Linked DNA regions of Homo sapiens: region 1 is linked to region 2. Evidence: chromatin loops called from intact Hi-C (ENCODE). Cell type or tissue: chondrocyte. All regions are shown on one strand. Each heading gives the region's core, and the rest is flanking DNA. Links, peaks and the distances in the headings are about the cores only. Region 1 overlaps SCFD2 (sec1 family domain containing 2). Region 2 overlaps LOC124900702 (a long non-coding RNA gene).

What was found. Hi-C counts contacts between places; a loop is a spot of excess contacts. Peaks named below come from ENCODE experiments on the same cell type or tissue, not always from the same donor. Only the 100,000 strongest peaks of a DNase experiment are listed, where the experiment ranks them.
Region 1: a loop joins it to region 2, with 2.4 times the contacts of the local background. A loop is called at or near these places in 5 of 110 quality-filtered maps.

Annotation. Positions count from the first base shown.
Region 1 is chr4:53,312,383-53,315,303 of GRCh38, forward strand. It overlaps SCFD2 (sec1 family domain containing 2), which reads right to left. Exons shown (of 9, transcript NM_152540.4): 3 at 1,254-1,381. Among named protein-coding and RNA genes, the nearest start is that of SCFD2, 52 kb to the right of the region's middle. In chondrocyte, for the core only: a CTCF peak has its summit at 1,301 (motif pointing right); no DNase peak of the experiment used is centred there.
Region 2 is chr4:53,907,385-53,910,305 of GRCh38, forward strand. All of the region lies in intron 1 of LOC124900702 (a long non-coding RNA gene), which reads left to right. Among named protein-coding and RNA genes, the nearest start is that of CHIC2, 160 kb to the right of the region's middle. In chondrocyte, for the core only: CTCF peaks have their summits at 1,420 (motif pointing right) and 1,625; no DNase peak of the experiment used is centred there.

The DNA.
Region 1 (2,921 bases), core at 209-2,708, 600 kb before region 2:
GCAACTTATTTTTCTGTTTCAGTTTCCCTACCTGCAAAATGGGATACTAATAGTACCTGTTTCATAGAATTACTCTAAGAATGAAATAAGATAACACATATAAACAGTCCAAAGACCTAGCATACTGTAAGTTCTCAATAATGGTTAGTTATTTCACTTTTCTTATCATCATTATGTTCCTTGCAGCCCTCAAATATAGTTACCTAATACACTAAAAGTCATATTCTTTTCATGTTATAACCCTGTAACATTTTTCTTCCTAGATTCATCCATATTCTGCTACTTTCAAATTTTGTTCTATTTCAACTTAGTTTGATTTTTGCCCCCATGTGTAATCAAGAACTTGGCCTATGAATCTCAGCAAAGAAAAATTTTCCCATCCAATAAAATGTACTAATATTTACTGAATACCTAAGAACAGATTATAAGAGAGAAACCTTATTTTTAAAAGAGAAAAATAAAATTTTGCAAACTTCCAGAAACAAATTCTACCTATTAACCAGATTCAATATCCATATTTAAATATTTCTGTATCAATAAAATTATTTAATATTTTTTAAAACAAAAAAATTAAAAGCCAAATTTTTTTTCTAAAATCAACGCATTACTTCTGTGGTTCTCTGACTTTTTGATCAAAAGAAAAAAAGCCATTTAAAACTTAAATTCCATTGCAATCATATTCATCTAATACCAAAGACAAAGATGGATGTGAAAAAAAACAAGAAATAGAAAAATTAGGTATGTAATTCCTGGTGAAGAAGAAATAACGCTGATGTGACTTGACAATTAGGACTCTAAGGGTGAGGGACTAGGCCAGACCATGTCTGACTGCTCAATTCTTTTCTCAGTACCATTTCAGTCACTAATTCGAAAGTAATAAGAGAACTTTTACCCACCATAAGTGGGGTAATAGGGGAAGAATGGGGGAAAAAAGGGAGTAGGGTTGGAATAGAATTAAGGAGAGGTAGTCCAGACCAATTTTGACAGTTCTAAAATAGATCAATAAGAAACTAAAATAATTATTCTTTGTAAGCAAAAACTCTCCTAGAGAGTTCCCAAAGCTGAGTCTAAGAAAAGTGGTCATTGCTGAGCCCAAGGGCAGCGTGCACATATTCCTTCCCTATTCTTTCAACAGTATACAAAAGTCGTTACTACTTTGGCCTAGATTCCATGTTGGCTAGCTTGGCCCACAATTCAGAACAGGTTTAAATAAGCTTCCTCAGAGGCTGCCTGTGTCCTAGGTTTAGGCTTACCCATACTCATCTTGATTGGCAGGTTTTCTCTGCTTGCCGCTTCCACTAGATGTCTCCGAACTTCCATCACTGCCTCTTTGTGCTTAGTGTTCAGTAAAGCTTCCCATAGGGCTTTGGCTGTGGTGTCACTGCAGGAAAATCACAAAAAGAGCTTTAGAATAAATTTCTACTGGATACTGGAAAGGGTTGAAAGCAAAATACTTTTTAAAATATATTTTTGAGCATTAATGTAGTCTTTCCTACTGATAGACTCTAAGTATTAGGATTAAATAAAGAATGTCTAATTCACATAATTGGCAGAAAATATTGAGAAATTAAGGAAACAATAAAATCAAGTGAAAAAAAGGGAAGAAAAGCTGTACTGTGTGATGAGAAGTGTGGGAAAACTATGTGATAAATTTTTTCAAAGATTTTGCACTTAAATCTTTCAGAATTCAACTCAACATCACTAGAGTAATATAAATGTTATATAAGCCAAAATTAAATGCAAGTCTCAAAATGATTTATCAGTGATTATAAGCACTATATCAATTCGAGATTAAATACTTGTCCAAGAAACAAAGCAATCAGCAATGAGCATTTCATTCAAAAATTACTCAACAGACTTCCTAATTAGTAGGCTTCCTACTAAATGAAAATCAGGAATTATGCTAAGTAGCCATGGCCTGAAGTATCCCACTTTGGGCCTTAGGTTGGAAGGATGGTACTTACTAAAACCTTTACAATTAACCGTTGATAACAGCACGAAGCACTGCATTATATGCAAGGTCTCATCTGGGCTCACTTCTCCAATAGCCCTCTGTCTCACCCAACATGCTATGTCCAAATTATAAATGAGGGCAGTGTTCTTTCCGGAAGATCTCTGCCATGTAGCCAAGTATACACATTTGTAGTAACGTTTTAAAAACTGAATACAAAGAAACAAGGATGACTTCTGTCCCTTTCTAAAGACTTTTTCCTCCAATTAAAGCCCTACTCACTCTCCTACTATCCACTTAGTAATAGTTCAAAAATAAATACATTTTTAATTTAGTTTTAAAGTTACATCTATTAAGATTTTAATTTAGTTTTAAAGTTATACCTAATAAGACATATCTTCCAAATTTGAATTGGATATTGAATAATAGAATGATGTATTTTTACACTGAGTTTAATGCCTGACACATTATAATCTTTCATTGAATAGTTTTTATTATCATGTATCTTTCCATAATGAACTAATATTACTGCTCAACATACTCCACTTGTTTTAATCTGATCAAATCTGTCATCATTATAACTCTGCATCTAATATTCTTAAGTTTAATTTAAGTAAGCAGGTAAACTACATGCCAAGCCCTGTATTTGGTTGGGATACAGATTTTTAAAAAGCTTTGAATGGCATAGTTTAGAAGACAAGGCAGATACAAAAGCAAATAAATTACTAAAAAAGTGTGGTAATAAAAGCCATGGTCAATGCTTGCATAGGTGTTTATGCAAGCATAATCCTAGCTGGGAGGATAGGGACTGAAGGAATGATTTCTACTGGAAATGATGAGCAAGTACAAAGATACATAAGCTCTAAAAGCAGCCTGGGAAGAAGTTAAAACTCAATCTGGGAAGGAAAATGGCAAAAAAAAAAAAAAAAAGCCTTCAAGAAAGATATAAAATCTTGGTTACAAAACAAGA
Region 2 (2,921 bases), core at 326-2,825:
CGACTTTAACCATGTTTTTCAAGCTGCCAATCAAAGCACACGTTCTATAAAATACAATTCCCTGGTAGGCACAGTGGAGCTAAATATTTGTCCCTAGAACTGTCCTGGGAGAGAAAGGACATAAAGTTGCTGCCACTAGGTTAAAATTTAAGAACAAAATTATAGGAAGCAGACTCCAAACTATTTTCTTAAATTAATTCTTCCTTTTCCAACCAGAACACAATCTCCCCTATTGTCATGTACGCCCTGATGCCTAGTTGGGTACACAGCAAATGTACACACATATCTGATGATTTACTGATGGACTGAATCCTCACAAATATTACATTTAAAGCTTTCAGATCAAATTAAATAATTTGCATTTGGGCAAACAGCCAACAGCACTCTAAACTGTACTCCTAACTAACGTTATTCCCTCCTCTACCTCTTCATCCCTGGTGTTCTCTGCAGACCTTCCAAATACAAACTCACTTTCACAAGAAAAAAAATAACTGCAAAGTATGATTCAGGTCAGCCAAGAAAGGAGGTCATATTAATTTTATTTTTCTTGCTCTGTTTCCCAGGCTGGCATGCAGTGGCATGATCTCGGCTCACCGCAACCTCTGCCTCCCAGGTGCAACTGATTATCCTGCCTCAGCCTCCTGAGTAGCTGGATTACAGGTACCTGCCACTACGACTGGCTAATTTTTGTAGTTTTAGTAAAGATGGGGTTTCACCATGTTGGCCAGGCTGGTCTCAAACTCCTGACCATAGATGATCCACCGCCTTGTCCTCCCAAAGTGCTGGGATTACAGGCATGAGCCACTGCACCCAGCCCATATTAATTTTTAATTTCTGTTTATGCCTATGAAAAATGTATAAGTTGTTCTACAAACAGAAATGCACTTCTCTTGCTAGGGTTGCCTCAATAAATTTAAGCAACGTGGCACTATATTTCCTTTATAAAGCTCCTTCCTACATATCTCACACAACACACAAGAAAGTCATAACCAAATTATTTAAGAAGAATTTCTCAAAACACTAAGACAAAAGCCGTCTCTTCTAAATGAGTAACGTGGAAGGTAATCTTGTTCCCTTACTGCTGACATGTAGCTTTCTGCCTGGGGTTTTATCTTTAACTCCCTGGTAATCCAAACGGAGCAGGAAAACCTCAGACAATAGAGCCTCTTTTTTGCTTTACATCCACTTTTTTGGGGTCGGCACCGAACAACCATCATTAAATGGTTTCTGGCGCAAAGTGGCAGGCTTGGGTAAGCTGAAATGTTTATGACACCAAAATAAAGATGTTCCACACTGCTGAAACCGGGGAGTCACGCAGAGAACAACTGAAATGGAATTACACACCAAGGTTTACTTAACTAGCACGACTTTAACTCGTGTCTGCCTGATACACTTACCAAAGAGAAGTGGCAGAAACCCAGGGTGGACAAAAGAGGGCAGTGTTCACTATGTCTTTCATCTCAGCTCTTCGCTCTTTATCAAATTGCCACTGAGCCAAGAGAAAACTATGTCCAGCATTTCATAACACAGGAAGTGGGGAAGCAGATTAGATATTGGGCTCTGCAGTCACCACAAAATAAGCAGTGTGCTCGTAAAAGTCACTTTTTTCCCTAGACGAAAGCTTAACCATTGGTGAGTTTTGGGGTTTGGTTTCTGTTTTTCAGTATGATCGGCTAAACCTCTCCAGGAAAATAATGGAATATGTAATATTTCTCAAACTATAACAGGTTATAAGGTTTATTTAGTTCAAAGCACTCATTTTTGCAGATGAGGACCAGGTTTCTACATTTGTCAGTGGCTTCTCCTTGTGCTCAGATATCATCAGTATGTGGGGAGGGGAAGACAGACTTCCCTCTTGGAGCTATTTAGAGAATTTTTAGTCATTTCAGAATAGAATCCATGTACGCCCTGTACACAAAAAAATTTAGGTCCCAGAAAGGGAATCTTGTCCCCTGCCCTGGATGTCATCATATTGGGTCGAACTTCATTCACATTCTTTGGGAAAAGCTTATGTGGACATGTCATTGTACCCAATAAAGGATTGCAGCCTCAGCACTCAAAAAGTGCACATTTTGCCCAGGTATCTGTCTATTCTTAGTTATAGATATCTAGTGTCATCTTTTAATAGGGAAAGACTCTTTAATTCTTTTGTAATTCCTGTTGTCCTATACATATTTTTGAGCTCCTGCGATGTATAAGCCTCTGTTGTTAGACATGCAGAAGTGAAAAGGACACAGTTCTAGCCTTTAATAAACTAAGCATCAAATAAGAATCAGATGGCCGGGCGGATCGCTTGAGGTCAGGAGTTCGAGACCAACCTGACCAACATGGAGAAACCCCATCTCTACTAAAAATACAAAATTAGCCGGGCGTGGTGGTACATGCCTGTAATCCCAGCTACTGGGGAGGCTGAGGCGGGAGAATCGCTTGAACCTTGGAGGCGGAGGTTGTGGTGAGCTGAGATCACGCCATTGCACTCCAGCCTGGGCAACAACAGTGAAACTCCGTCTCAGAAAAAAAAAAAAGAATCAGACAAGGCAGAACCAACCTTGTCAGTAACCGTAATACATCAACAACCATAATACAAGGCAGAATGGGGTTGGCTTAGAAGAAAAATACAAATTGCCAAAGAAGAGATTGTATTCATCAGGAGTGGAGAACTGAGGGAAACTTCACAAAAGAGAGAGCTGTGGAGTCGGGTTCATAGAATAGGTGGGCTTCCAGCGGGGTGTGGTGGCTCATAGCTGTAATCCCAGCACTTTGGGAGGCCAAGGTAGGCAGATCACCTGAGGTCGGGAGTTCGAGACCAGCCTGACCAACATGGAGAAACCCCGTCTCTACTAAAAATACAAAATTAGCTGGGTATGGTGGCACATGCCTGTAATCCCAGCTACTCAGGAGGCTGAGGCAAGAGAATCCCT